Regions from separate parts of the Mus musculus genome. Here all the other regions are linked to region 1. A link is a loop called in an ENCODE intact Hi-C map of the cell type or tissue named here. Cell type or tissue: heart. All regions are shown on one strand.

The links. Peaks named below come from ENCODE experiments on the same cell type or tissue, not always from the same donor. Only the 100,000 strongest peaks of a DNase experiment are listed, where the experiment ranks them.
Region 2: a loop joins it to region 1, with 2.0 times the contacts of the local background. A loop is called at or near these places in 2 of 42 quality-filtered maps.
Region 3: a loop joins it to region 1, with 2.2 times the contacts of the local background. A loop is called at or near these places in 3 of 42 quality-filtered maps.

The regions. Positions count from the first base shown.
Region 1 is chr9:22,386,856-22,391,855 of GRCm38, forward strand. It overlaps Anln (anillin, actin binding protein), which reads right to left and starts at 2,351. Exons shown (of 24, transcript NM_028390.3): 1 at 2,115-2,351. The coding sequence starts at 2,132. It also overlaps a transcript of 9530077C05Rik not described here. In heart, a CTCF peak has its summit at 2,462; DNase peaks (open chromatin) are centred at 1,896 and 2,436; H3K4me3 peaks cover 3,149 bases; H3K27ac peaks cover 3,305 bases.
Region 2 is chr9:22,325,929-22,330,928 of GRCm38, forward strand. It overlaps the pseudogene Gm6607. Among named protein-coding and RNA genes, the nearest start is that of Zfp810, 21 kb to the left of the region's middle. In heart, no CTCF peak of the experiment used is centred here; a DNase peak (open chromatin) is centred at 2,093; H3K4me3 peaks cover 1,471 bases; H3K27ac peaks cover 1,319 bases.
Region 3 is chr9:22,228,572-22,233,571 of GRCm38, forward strand. All of the region lies in intron 1 of Zfp809 (zinc finger protein 809), which reads left to right. Among named protein-coding and RNA genes, the nearest start is that of Zfp809, 5.4 kb to the left of the region's middle. In heart, a CTCF peak has its summit at 2,180 (motif pointing right); no DNase peak of the experiment used is centred here.

The DNA.
Region 1 (5,000 bases):
TTAGAAACTCATTTCACAGTACAAAAATGTTCTGAATGTTATCACTGAGCACCTAGTCTTGGAACTCACTCTGTGTTCTCATTACCAATTAAGGAAAAGATTTCAAAGCTGTTATTCTAACTGCAACTGACCTAGCTTTTATAATATAAACTACACATTAAGGCATGCACATTTTCAAACACATTCTAAAAGAACCCAAACAAGAAGATTTTTTGGTCTGAGTTTTGAACTACTTTCAAAAGGATATTTTTAAGTTAAAGGACAAATTTCAACCAACTTTCCAAAGAGTTTTGTTCCTGTATATAGCACTATTTTAAGTAATTTTATTCTTTTAGTCACAAAATATCATTTTTAAAGTCAATACTATCTAGAATTGTGGTAACTTTACTGCATGCAAGTTTTAAGAATGCTTTCAATAAAAAATTCAAACTCATAAGTCAATGTGCAAACACACACACATATAAACCTTGTCTTGGAAAATGATTATATATATTAGTTGCATTTGGAATAACAGGCTGGCTTGAACTCAAGAGATCCTCAGGCCTCTGCCCGCTGAGCGCTAGGATCAAAGGTATGCGCCACAAAGCCTGGCTCATATAAATAAAAATTTAAAGATTCAATGTAAGTGACAAATATTTGGTGAATAATTGTCCCTATTCGCTATAGCTGCTACAAAATATGTCGTGGCTGCTTCTATTATTATTAAAATGAATTTTTTTCAAATTCATTTATTTGTCTGTATAGGGATACCATACACAAGTATGTCTGGGTACCACATATGTATCTGGGGTCCCTGGAGGCCAGAAGAAGACATTAGCTTCCCCGAGACTGGAGTTACAGGCTTTTATGAGACTCAAATGGGTGCTGGGAATTGAACCTAGGTTCTCTGGAAGAGAAGCCAGTGCTCTTGGCAGCTGAGCCATCTCTCCAGTCCTCTATTAGAAATTCTAACGTTATCAAAATGTTGTTTTCCTCAAGATAACTGAGAACTTCAAACGGAGCACAGGGTGTGTGGGGCAGCATAACTGTCAAGTTGAAATCTTTAATTGTTGAAATCCTTAACTAGTATCTTGGGCTTAGCTTATGGAATTGTTAACTACACTACCCAAAATAAATTATTACTATCCTCTACGACATTTTTCAATGTAGTACAGAAACACTGTATGCCCACTTTACAAAACTCACAAGTCTTGAAATTTAAAGAACAGCTTGAAGCAAAAGAAAAAGAGGAACTGTCCTGCAATAAAAGAATGGGCCAACAGCAACACGCAATCCTGAATGTCGGTGTACAGCTGCAACGTGAAGCTAAAACTAGGCATAAATAATAAGATTAACAACGGAATCTAGACCTTATTTCCAAGGAAGAGATGAGGAAAGCATTGTTGAAATGATACGCTACATAAACACTGAGGTGTACCAACCCTACAGCATACACTTATAATTTTGTTTTGTACACGCTGAGGTAACTATAAGCCCTGTTTCCTTTCAACCAGTATCAACCCTGTGCATGAGACTTTCTTTCTAAAGTTAGTAGAGCCGTGACTTATGAAGGACGCCAGGCTAAAGCACCTGCTCATTTAGACTTCGGTGGTTTCATCACAGGATTCTTAAGCGCTCAAGCTCCTCTGGGCCTGTGAAGTCCTTTATCACTTCCATCAGATTCCAAGCACACAGTACGAGTCACTGGGCCGACTCCACCCTGCCAACTATTCCAGCTTTAGGGCAGGGCTTGTCCCACTAGGCCCCTGAGCGGCACTCTCCCGGGTCACAGCAAGACGGATGAAGGATGGAGGGAAGCGTGCTTTAAGTCCCGGGAGCCGGGGGGGCAGGCTCAAGCCAGAGCGCCCAGGCGCTCACACCCCGAGCCAGCACTTGGGGGAGTGGAGGAAGGCTAAACGACTACAGAGCTCGGGGTTTGCATGGGGTTTTTGAGGCCCTGCCTTCCCCAGAGCCAGGGACGGAGCAGCGAAGCCGGGGCGGCTGCGACCCCGCGGCTTCCGTCCGGCTGCACGCTCGCTGTGCGCACGCGCCACGCTGGCCGCAGGCTGACAGCGCGGGCGGGGGTCCCGGAGTCGGCAGGGGTCATGGTTCACAGCGCCCGCAGAGTCTCTCACCTCGGTAAACGGGTCCATCGCCCCAGGCCTCACCAGTGGACGGCTAGACGGTGGGTCCGACGGTTCAAACTCAGGAAGAGGAAAGAAGTGAGTGCAGGCTCGGCGCAGCTCCTGGAGGAGGACTGCAGTCGAGGCGGCGGGCGCTCTCACACCCAGTCGGCTCTGCCCTCCGCACCCACGGAGTCGGTAGGCTACCACGGCCGTTCAAAATTTGAATTTCAGCGCCCCGGACGACACGCATGCGCGCGGGGTGGGCGGGGCCGGGCGGGCCGCTTGCCCCCGCCCCTGAGCTAGGTCACGTGATGCGGCCAAGTTGGGACTGGTCCGGAGCTGCGAGCACTGCTCTCTCTCCTCCGCTTGGGTGGAGACGGTTCTGCCGTTGAACTGCCTAGGGAGAGGGCCCTGCCATCCCGCACGCACCCACGCACGCCGTAGCGGGTCCCTTCCTGACTCTGTCAGCTCCCGCCGCCCTGCCTTCTTCCTCCGTGGGCCTTACGAACCCGGTCCGGCCCTCTGGCCTTTGGGCCTGATCCTGCCACCAGAAGTGGGACTAGACAGCCAGCTTGACCTCCTGAGAGACCACTCTGGCGGGTCCCCACACTCTCAGCCAGTGACTAGTTCTTTGTTTGGTGGGGAAAAGAGATGACAGTAACAGACCCTTCGGTTTTAAATCCCAGTCAACTACCCAAAGCCAGCAGTGAGAACACTTTGAGAGAAGGGACAATCGGAAAGTCCATATTTAATAAAAGTTCCCGTTTAACAGGCAGAAAGCAGGACAAACTATTGCACGAGTAACTTTTAATCTGACTTTCCTTTTCCTCTTCCTGGGAGGGTCTTTTGGAGACCCTCACAGTGTCTTACCATTTGACATTCTGCTAGGCTTTCCAAGAATGTGTCTAAAAAGATGGGTTGCCAAACCTCTGGTAGTAGAACTGTTTGCCTTTATACGTCAAAAGGTCGACAAAGCACCAAAATCTCTGTGCCTAGGTTGGTGCTGTGAGAGCTAAAGTCCTTACGAGATTGTGTAAAACAGATGTATGGTAGCAAGGTTTATGGTTGAGTCTCTGTGTCCTAAATGAGTCCATAACAGGATCAACTGTGCTTATTGAACAGAAAAACTGAAAGTGTTGAAGGGTCAAGTCCAGAATCAAAGCTAAATAAAAATAGGAAGCTTGGGGCCAGCGACAGAGCACATGCTAGCTATGAGGGCGCTTGCTACCAAGTCTTGGGACCTGAATTCTAGACCCAGAACCAGTTCCAGCAAATTGTCCTCTGACCTGCACACACACACACAGGAAATAAATTAATGATGTTTTTCTAAGTAATAAAGAATTTAAAAATGTATAGATTGTAATAAACTGAATTTGGGGCATGGAATAAGAACTTCTTTAAGAGCAACTTCTAAGAATTCAGATCCTTGGGACCACAGTATAACAAGAATAATAAATTTCCTTGGTGCCTTGGAGCTGTGAAATGATAGAAAATGGAAGGAGCTTTGTTTAAGTGTGTGGTGTGTGGGGTTGTTAGAATTTGCTACCTATAAACCAAAGGGAACGGATGCCTGAATTTTTTTTCAAGCACTGAACAGGAAAAGGGGTGTGGGTACTTGGGGTGTGGCTGTGTAGGTCAGTCTTGGGAATGAGTCATTGGAAATTTATGTAGCCGTTGTGCCTTCGGGCTGTTGCCTCTGTAATCCTTGGTTTCATTGTAAACAATTTGATTCTAGCTAGCATGGATAAAGCAGTATTGCTACTCTAAACTTGTAGGTTTTTTTTCCTACTACCACGCCCTGTAGCGTTGACCTTTCATTAATGTCTTGATCATAGTGGTAATAAGGATAGCAGCACCCACCAGTACAATAGCTCCCATGTATGAAGCTGGTCTATCCCAGAAGCCATGCTACAGATTCAAGAGCACACCCCTAGACCACTGCAGTTGTCTCCTAACATTTCTGTGTGAGTCTCTGACCCATAGCAGTTCTTTCTTAAGCTTATAAGCTGGAATAACTTTTCTCATTTAAAAAAAAAAAATCAGGCTGGTGAGATGGCTCAGTGGGTAAGAGCACCCGACTACTCTTCCAAAGGTTCAAAGTTCAAATCCCAGCAACCACATGGTGGCTCACAACCACCCATAATGAGATCTGATGCCCTCTCTGGTGCGCCTGAAGATAGCTACAGTGTACTTACATATAATAAATAAATAAATAGATAGATAGATAGATAGATAGATAGATAGATAGATAGATAAATCTTTTTAAAAAATCATTGCTGGATATGGTGGTAATGCATACAATCCCAGATTATCATCATCTAACCAAGGGGCTTGAGACATGGCTCAGCAATCAAGAGCATTGGTTGCTCTTCCAGAGGAACTAGGTTTAATTCCCAGCACCCACGTGGTGGCTCACAACCACCTGTAACTCCAGCCCTAGCTGTCCAGTTTCCCCTTCAGCCTATGTGGATTCTAGGTACACACATGATACACAGACATACATGTAGACAGAACATCCATATACATAAAAATATTCTTTTAAAGACAAGGATCTCAAGGTGAGATAGGGCCCTAGAAAAATGAGTATTTCATCTTCAGAGGATCTATTCTTTTAAACAAATAATTATGTTTCTTGTAGATAAAATTAACCTCAAAAATGTGGTAACATTAACTTTATCAAGGACACTCCAAAATATATATTTCAAGTTAAAGTTTTCAAAAATCACATACATTCTCACAATTGACAAAGTAATACAATAACATAAATATTTATATTTTTACAGAAAGAGAAAAGGCCAAGACCTGACCAGAAAGCAGTGGCAAAAAGGATCAGACAAAGGTTCTCCACGTCAGGTTATCTGGCTAATGGGCGTCTCCTTTTATGCATGTATTGTA
Region 2 (5,000 bases), 61 kb before region 1:
TACATGAATTATGTTGAACTGTGAAAATCCTTATTAGCTCTTTTGACAGAGGCTTTCGGTCTCTAGCCCAGGCTGCCCTCTGACACACTGGCTGTCTCAGCAACCACACACTTAGACTGATGTGAAATTCCATTATCAAAATGAAAATCAGAGAGGTAGTAGATTGCCTCTTAGGGCTTAGTCTCTTGACAGTATAAATTCTTTTAGGAATTAGAGATCTCTGACTAGAGGCCTTTGCAGTCTCCTTACCAGCTGAGGTTGGTGATCCCTGACTGTCTCATGGAACAGTTGTGCAATTTCCCACACTGCAATTCCCCTGCCTCAAGCTGGTTCCTACCATTTTATGGACCTGGAAGAGGAGGGCCTACAGAGCCTTCCACACCTGCTTGGCCCTCATGACTCCTAACTCTGGGTATCCAGTTCTTAGTAAAGGGTGGCGGCCGAGTTCTGGTCTATGCCTCTTTCTTACCCGGCACCCCACATTCACCTCCCGCCCTACAGCCCCCCTTCATCAGTATTTTGGAGGTTCCCTTTCCTTTTGGTTCTCTCAGCCCCGTATCAGCAATTTCTCCTTCCAGACACATCCTTCCTTCACTGTTTGGCCTGTAAACTCCAGATAGACCCCCCTGTTAGCATTCTGTCTAAACTTGCCCCACACTTACCTGGCAATAGCCAGGTATGCTCCTCCCCAGTTACCTGACAACAGCTGTCCCACTATGAAAGGGGCTGCTTGCCCCTCCTCTCTCTCTTACCCCTGCTTTTTTCTCTCTTGCCCTCCTGTGTTCTTCCCTTCCCCTCACTCCACATGGTCATGGCCAGCCTCTACTTCTCTACTCTCTCCCTCTCGCTGCCTTTCTTTGCCTCTACTACTCTCTTAATTCCCCTCCCCATGCCCTGAATAAACTCTATTCTATACAATACCAGTTGTGTGGCTGGTCCTTCCGGGAGGGGGATGCCTTGGCATGGGCCGGCTGAGGCATCCCCTTCCCCCATACCTCACCACACCCCCATAGAACATATCTTAATTCTTCTTTACCTTTTTATAATCACAGCATTGGTGCCGAGACTTGGATCTAGAAACTCTGCAGTTTGCATCCCATTTCAGCCACCACAAGAGATCCACACTCACTGGTAACCCCCTCCCCCCCCCATCCCCCACTGGTCAGAGCAAACCCGTCATGGTCCCAGGGGGAGAGTTCTTGAGCTCAGAGCTACGCCTCTGCTGCCCTGACCCCCATTTTAGGACTTTGCCCCTTGTGTGAGATTTCCCTCTCCTTGGAGACAGTTTCTTTCTCAGAAATTCCCAGCCAAGGTGAACTGGTCTCTGGCTCAAGAGCACAGGCTCTGAGCCTTGGCTCCCGGCCCACAGGTGATGACCTGGCAGTCTGGCCTGTGCTAGAATCTCTCTCGGGTTATTAATGCCCTCAGGACGCTGGTAGTAGCAGTTAATAATGCTATTCTCTCGCCCAGGGGTCACTCTTCGCCACCTCTGTCCCTATTTAATGGGACGTCTTGGTCTAAAATAATATGTCTACATCCCCGCTAAACTAGCACTTTCTCGCTAAAGACCTGTAGCTCAGACTTTCCCCTCGCCCCAGCCCTCAGTTGCTGGCTCTCACTCCCACTGTGGCAGCAGGTTCTGCCGGTTCAAGCGGGTCTGGCTCTGGCCCCCTGCCAGGGACTCTGCTGCCCTTCCCCTCTTCTTGCTCTCTGCGACAGTCTCACCCGGACTGGCAGTTGCACTCGGCTCTCTCAGCCTGCGTGCACTCTGCTGGTCTCTGCCTTCCTCACTCGTGGCCTGCTGCACACCAGTTAGGGACCCTACTTGCTGTCCTCCCCACTCTGCTCCTTTACTCTCAGTTCGTGGTGGGAAAAGCCCGTTGCTTCCTGCCAGAGGTCCCGTCTGTGAGACTTGCTGTCCCATGTGCACAACCACCTGCTGGCCCCTGCCAAAGCCGTTTTCCTGCACACGCGAGCCCCTTTCTCCCTTCCTCTTTCCCTCTCTGTCTAGGACTTATAAAGGCTAGCGGTGGGGTGCACCCCAACTACGTTGCTACGACACGCTCTTTCAGGAGCTGCCTTTCCCCGCCCACTGTGGACTCTGGGCCGTGACTTCTGGCTGCTGGTAGGAATCCCCGCCCCTCAAAGGCACAGACTCACAGGCCTGACCTGCGGTGCCTCTGCCTCAACTGCCACTGGCCCATTGCACAGTTCTGCCCCAACCCACCGGCCCGGGGAGCCACAGGTCTGCCGGCCTTGCTGTGCAGCTACAGCCACCATGGCTTAACGCCCCAGCCAGCGATATGTGGGCCACTGTGCAGCTACAGCCACCAACGCCAAGGCCCTGCCACCCAGAACCACTGCCACCTACTGGCTGCTGTGAGACTCACAGACCTCTACCACGGGAACTGCTGCCATCCAGCCTCCGCCATGTGGGCTATGCAGCACAAACGGCCCAAGCACTTATCTATCCATGCTCCCACACCCCTGGCCTGTTGTCATGGCCTGAACCTGCCTGGACAAACTCATTTCTGTCACCACCATCTTATGCCACTGTGCCAGCTTTCTTATTCTAGTCCTAGCCAAATATTCCTTTGCTAATACAAAATATACTTTACCTACACAACCTGTCAAAGTTACCTAAAGTTATCATTCCTATCCTGTCTGAATATATTTACTACTGTCTTAGTCAGGCTTCCTATTCCTGCACAAACATCATGACCAAGAAGCACTTGGGGAGGAAAGGGTTTATTTAGCTTACTCTTCCACATTGCTGTTCATCACCAAAGAAAGGCAGGACTGGAACTCAAGCAGGTCAGAAAGCAGGAGCTGATGTAGAGGCCATGGAGGGATGTTCTTTACTGGCTTGCTTCCCCTGGCTTGCTCAGCCTGCTCTCTTATAGAACCAAGACTACCAGCCCAAGAGTGTTACCACCCACAAGGGGCCTTTCCCCCTTGATCACTAATTGAGAAAATGCCTTACAGTTGGATCTCATGGAGGCATTTCCTCAACTGAAGCTCCTTTCTCTGTGATAACTCCAGCTGTGTCAAGTTGACACAAAACTAGCCAGTACACTCATGTTATCGATTTAACTGATAAGCTATAGGAAACCCACTCAGATCTGCCTCTCATGGACCAAATAGGCTCCATCCAGACAAGTACATCTGCCTAACCTATTCCAGAGGATGAGATTCCCCTGGGTTTCAAATGTACATCTTAAGAAAAAAAAATTCTTTCTTCCAAAAGTACTTAATCTCTCTCTATAATAAATATATTGTGTTTGAGCATCTTGTCAAGTCCAGGCGCTCACTACATCCAGGACAGCTCCAGAGAAGCAGCCTCCAGATGCTCCATCTCCTGTCTCAGACACAGACGCTTCTCCTGGACCTGTTCCTTCTGACCCGTCCTCAGATGGCTCCACAGACCCTGGACAAGGAAGCAGCCCACTCTCCTGAGACTGGGCAAACATCCCCACATCCATCCCTCTAGGTTCCCGAGAGACAACGTCACCCCAGTGTCAGCAGGAAGCAGCCAGATATCACAACGACCCTATTTCCGCTTTGCCATCACATCTTTCTAATCTTTCTTTTTTAGTTAAACCAAAATGGGGAGAATGTTAGCACTCTGTCTAAATTCCCCCTCCCTTCCCCCCTCTCTCCACGTGGACATGGTCAGCCTCCACTTCTCTACTCTCTCCCTCTCTCTGCCTTTCTCTGCCTCTACTAGCCTCTTAACTCCCCTCCCTATGCCCTGAATAAGCTCTATTCTATACTACACTGTCATGTGGCTGGTCCCTCAGGGGAGGGGGATGCCTTGGCATGGGCCCGTTGAGGCACTCCTTCCCCCACACCTCACCACACCCCCACAGAACATATTCATAGACCTCTTTATCTTTTTATAACCACAACATCCCAACCACACGGTCCCACAGCCAGTTCTGCACTTGGCTCACTGTTTACTCAATTCTTCATTCTGACTTGACTCATTTTTAAAGTTTTCCCAAGTCCATTACAAAATATCCAATGCAAATATTCAATACAATGAAAATATTCTCAAAACCATATGAGCTAGCCCAGAAGTACAGCCTAGTATCAATGCAAATCCCTCCCCTTCCCCATTGAGAACTAAGGTGGTCCTTCCATATTTTCATCAACTGTCAATGTAACTGTATACTGCACTTTCATGTGGACAGCACATCCCAATTTTTTTTTTTTAATTGAACAAGTCGATTTATTCAGTTGTGTTAGGCATTTGCAATGGTGACTTCAACCTCAGCTCCTGGCTCAATACTGATGGAAGAAATCTGCTTAACAATCTCAGTAGGACTATGTAAATCATAGTCGCTTGTGGATCCTCATCTGGAAACGATCCCATGTCTTGGAACCTTCACCACAAGGTGTTTTTCTGGCAGTGATTCTCAAAGTCTTGGTAGGTGTGCACACCGGTCCTTTCACTTTCAGATTCTTTTCCTCTGCACCTCTGATCAAGTCCGTACCAACCTTCTCCAGCGAGCGGCTGGTGAGCGTGATTCGAATTTGGTGAATCGCCACTTGGGTATCTTTAAATGCCATGGCGGAGGTGCGGCTTCCTGACTGACTTATTCCTCAGCAAAATCGAACAGAGGTGAGTCAGGACGGAGCAGACTGGCCTGAGCTCTGCAGCATACACCACCAGGTCTCAGAAAGGCCCTAATTTCTTTTCTTTTTTTTTCCCCTTCTTTCTTTTTTTTTTTTATTAGTTATTTTCCTCGTTTACATTTCCAATGCTATCCCAAAAGTCCCCCATACCCACCCCCACAAGCCCCTACCCACCCACTCCCCCTTTTTGGCCCTGGCGTTTCTAATTTCTTATTATTGGTTTGTAGATGATTTGACTTTGCATCTTTATGGATTCTCAGGTATTAACCTTTCAAAGCACGCAGAACCAGTTACATTAAGAAAGCTGCTTTCTATCCTAAGAGTGGTCATTTATATTTGTTTTCTGTTAATTTATTACTTTT
Region 3 (5,000 bases), 160 kb before region 1:
ATACATATTTTTCTCAGTAAAGTCTTATTTCCCAGTAGACACCAGGTCTGTTTTCCCAGTGTCCCTGGATCTACTCAGGGCGCCACGGTCCTCTACCCCTGCGTGGTGTATGACCGTGGGCCCGAGAGCGCTCTTGAATTAAAAGTCCTCTTGCAGTTTGCAACAAGACTTTCTCGTGAGTGATTTAGGGTGTCGCCTCTCCTGAGTCCTCACGTTGTGAGGTCTTTCAATCTCACCAGCCCCGAGTTGCTTTTTTTTTTTTTTAGATTTATTTATTATTTTATGTAAGTACACTGTAGCTGTCTTTAGACACACCAGAGGGCATCAGATGTCATTACGGATGGTTGTGAGCCACCATGTGGTTGCTGGGATTTGAACTCAGGACCTGTGGAAGAGCAGTCAGTGCTCTTAACTGCTGAGCCATCTCGCCAGCCCCGAGTTGCTTTTTTTTTAAGGCAGGGTTTTAGTATGTAGTTCTGGCTAACCTGGAACTTAATATGTAAACTAGGCCAGCCTATAACCCACAGAGACCACCTGTTTCTACCTCTGAGCAGGATTGCAGGAATGCACACATACCTTGCTTTTCATTTTTGACATTTTGCTTTATTGCATTTATTTATAAGGGGGTATGCTATAGTGTGCATGTGGTGGACATCAGTCTTGGTGGCAAATACCTTTTCTAGCTTGGCTGTAAGACCCCAACCCTCGATCCACTAGTGATACTTCGAGATGCCCCCGAGTGAGACACTGAGACACAGATCGATGCAAAAGCAAGAGGCCTATTTTCCGGCACATCAGGATCAACCTTCAATTAGACCCTCAAGACAAGTGACTAGGTGACCCCCGAATGGCTATTACACAGTTTTTATAGTTTTTAGGGGGCACAGGTTACATCAGCAAGGTTACAGTTTAAACTTATTGGCTAAGCATATTGACTTTTAAATCTATTGGCTAGCAAGCATGGGCAGATCATGGCACGCATTTGAACTCTATCTGGGACTTTGCAGAGGGTCAGGTGACTATCAGTACATTTTCTCAAGAATGTTCCTGCTCCTCCCAAGAACTGTGGTTGGAGAACCGAACTTTGCCTAGCCTTGACCCCCTTCCCCCCCTCCCCCCCGGCAGAAAAGGGAACCTGTGGGGGGTGGGGGGTGGGGATGGGGGGTGTAAGGCTGGCAAAAGCCCTTCACAGCCACAGTCAGCCCAAGCTTTTTTTTTTTTTGGTCCATTTTATCTATATTTTCCCACTGACTAGCATAGTTAAATTGTTGAAAATGGGTGCTGGCAGCACGGACGCTGCATTCAAACTTTGGCCAGATTGTCCAATAAAGCCTGGCGTTTACAAGGAAGAAAAAGCCAGTGTTTAGTTTTCTCTGAGATCTATTGAGTTGAGGGCTTTCAGGGTCAGATAAGGTTTTTAAGTTGGCTGGAGCTAGTTACTTGAATGACTCTCTTTGTAGGGACTGTAGATACCAGGACTCAGCAGAATTCGGCAAGGATGATTGGGAGTTGATGGATTTCATTTTGTAATACTATTTGGGATTAGCCTTTTCTCCTGGGTGTTTAAGACCTTGTAGATAGCCACACATTAGACCCTGTTATGGGTAGACGGGGCTCCTTGAGGGTTTCTTTGAGCAGGTTGTTTGGAGAACCTTAGCCTCCTTTGCTCCTTTCAATCAGTTGTGTGATCTGCGGGATGGGTCAAGGTCTTGGTAAGAAGTGTTTATCCTCTGGTCTCCTGTGACCTAGCTAAAATATTGATTGTCATCTCAACCCCTTGTCTTACTGGTCTTAGATTCCAATATAACTGTTAAATGCCCATAGTGTAGTTACAACAGATTTGAAGGACAAACTGTGGTTTGAAACACTGCTGTTCTGTAACACTAAAAACTTGACTCACAGTAAGACTTTTTGTAATTGAAATATATATATTTGTAATTTTATCTATTTAATGTATGAGTGCTCTGATGCACAGGCCAGAAGAGGGCATCAAATCCCCTTATAGATGGTAGTAAGCCACCATGTGGTTGCTGGGACTTGACCTCAGGACCTCTGGAAGAGCAGCCAGTGCTCTTCTTAACTGCTGAGCCAGTTTACCAGCCCCATTTTTTTTAAAGGCATGTACCATTATGCTCATCTAATTTTTTTATGTATGAGTGCTCTACCTGCATGTACATCTGTATGCCAGAAGAGGGCATCAAATCCCATTATAGAAGCCACCATGTGGGTGCCAGGAATTGAATTTAGGACTTTAGGAGAGACTGAGCTATCTCTCCAACCCTGTATTTAAAATCTTGACAAACTTAGTAGAAACTGCAAAAAAAAATTTTTTTTAAGAAAACATATTGTCTTTGCTCTTTGAAAGCTTTATGTATTTTTAGCAATGTCCCTTAAGTTAGTTTGTATAAGTCTCATTGTGACATGAATTTTCTGGTTTTTTTGTTTTTTTGTTTTTTTGTTTTTTTTTTTCTGATCTCCTTTTCACAATCCTTTACTTCAGTACAAAACTATTTTATCATACAAAGTCTTTGCCAAAAAGCACCTGCTTCTCATCAGGATAGTGTCTCAGAGTAAAGAGGCCATCAAAGCCTGCACATAGACCACATCTAATTACTAAATTTATAATAGTTAAGCATTTATCTTCTTTTAAAAACTCTCTTGAGAAGTTCCTGTGATATATGATGTGTTTTGTTCAGATCCTTTCTCTAGCTCCTTCCATGCCCACCAAACCAAAAAATTTTCCCCCAACTAATGTAATTTAAAACAAAAACAAACCTTTACACTACTTAGCACTGCCAGCATGAGAAGGGTCTACGGTCTTTGCTGAATGCGGGCAGCCTGGGCTACAGCCACGGCAAACTTTACTCTCCTTGCCTCGGAGCCTCTCAGCCCAGGCACGTTGGAATTTCACCTGACTTAATCTTGAGCCTGTAGTCATAGCTTCTGTGAGTTCATGAGTTCAGTGTCCCTGACAGGTGGGGAAAGCAGTGTTTCAGAGCAGTCCTCCTTAGCACCTGCCTCCTAGACTTTCTTCCCCTTCTCCCAAGATGACCCCGAGCCTTGGGCATAGGGAATGTGGTAGAGGTGCGCCATTCGAGGCTCAGTTGTCCAGTGCCTTGTTCTGTACACCTTGACCAGCTGGAAGTCCCTGCATCAACCACTGCCTGCTGCAGAACAAAGCATCTTCAGGTTATAGGGGATGTTGGCAGCGGCAGTTTCATATCATGTCTGTTTAAGTAATGGTAGTTAGTTCTCCCTAGAGCTGTGCATCTTTATAGCTTGAAAGAGATATTCATGTGTCCAGGTCCCTTTGTTCCCAGAGCTTTCTGAATTTTAGCCTGTATTCCCACAAGCCAACTGTTAGAGATATGGCAGTAAGTATCTGGACAGACTCCTGATGGGAACTGGAGGGTCTGGGTCTGTCTGTGCAGTGCACTTTCATCAGGCTGCCGGAGGTCTAATGATTCCTGCCCTGTTAGCTCCCTGGAGCAGGTTAGAGGAAAGCTCGACCGACTGTCAGCAGCAGCAGTTAACAAAATGCCCTACTAGAGAGAAATGGGACCTTTGAGGTCAAATTTTCAGGATTGACCAGGAAACGAGTGGATTCTTTTCCATTAGCATATAGAACTGAGAGTTTGCTCTGGATCTAGATAGGTTACTGTAGATTCCTATGCACTGGACAGTAGGGTTCTAGCTATATGTACCTAGTCTTCCTTTCCTGGGGTGATGTTAGGTGACTAGACTCATTTTCCAGGACTCTGGCATGTTGTCTGTGCTAGAGATTGGTGTGCGTATTTTCCCAGTGGTCAGTGTAATCTGTCAATTCATTTTTGCTTTTGAGGGGACTTGATACATGTGTAAATGGTTATTAACCTTGTTACCTTTGTGTGGAAGTAAAGTCAGGGATTCTGAAATGCTTTATACTTGAGACCCCATTTTTCCACCAGGAAATATCTTTATGTCCTTAGATATTCATCTGTACAAAATAGATGTGCATATGAAACATTTGCTGATAATAAGAACTTTATTTTAAAATAATGTTTTGGCATATATCTAGCATTGATATTTTTTAAAGGTGCAAACAACTTTGCATACTAGTGAGACGGATTGCTGATGCATCTGACGTATTACAGTGCAGGAATAAATGGCAAGGGGTGACGGTAGGATAGTGTGAAATGTGTTTGTTTTCTACCAAAAAAACCCCTAACCCAAAAAGCTGTGATTCAGAAGAGCAGATAACTATGTAAGGAACAAGAACTGCAGTTTATAACATACTTAAATCTGAACCAGGGTCTTACAGGTGACATGCATTGGTGGTGTGATGGCATGTACTATGCAAAGCATGCATGTTGCATATTCTGAAAGTAGAATCCAAAATAAATTCAAGACCACTCAGCCCCTTCCCCCTCTGAAGGGACGTTCCCAACTATACTAGCAGGCTAAGTACAGAGCCAGATAAGGAAGCTGGCTGACTGTAGTGGCTATTCCTGGTTAGGCGTATTTACAACCTTGTTATTGTTTCATGTGAACACGAGATATTATTTGTGTCAAGTTGACAAGGGGTGGATTGTAGTGGCTATTCCTGGTTGTCAACTTGACAATATTTGGAATGAACTACAATCCGGAATTGGAAGGCTCACCAGTGACCCTTATCTGGAGGCTTGGAGATCCTTATCTGGATCTTGGTTTGAAGATCTTGAGCCATAGTGGCTATGGATTCCAGAAGATTGAATCTCCGAGTTTAAGGAACACACCTTTAATCTGGGCTATGCCTTTCATCTGGGATTAAAGGTGTGGTGGAACACACCTTTAATCTGGGCTACACCTTCTGCTGGAGACAATATAAGGACATTGGAAGAAGGGAGTCTAGCTCTAGCTCTTGCTCTTGCTCCTTTGCCTGCTTGCTGCGTGAGACTGAGTAACTGCTAGATCCTTGGACTTCCATTCACAGACTGAACAATTGTTGGGAATTCGGCTGCCGACTGTAAGTCATCAATAAA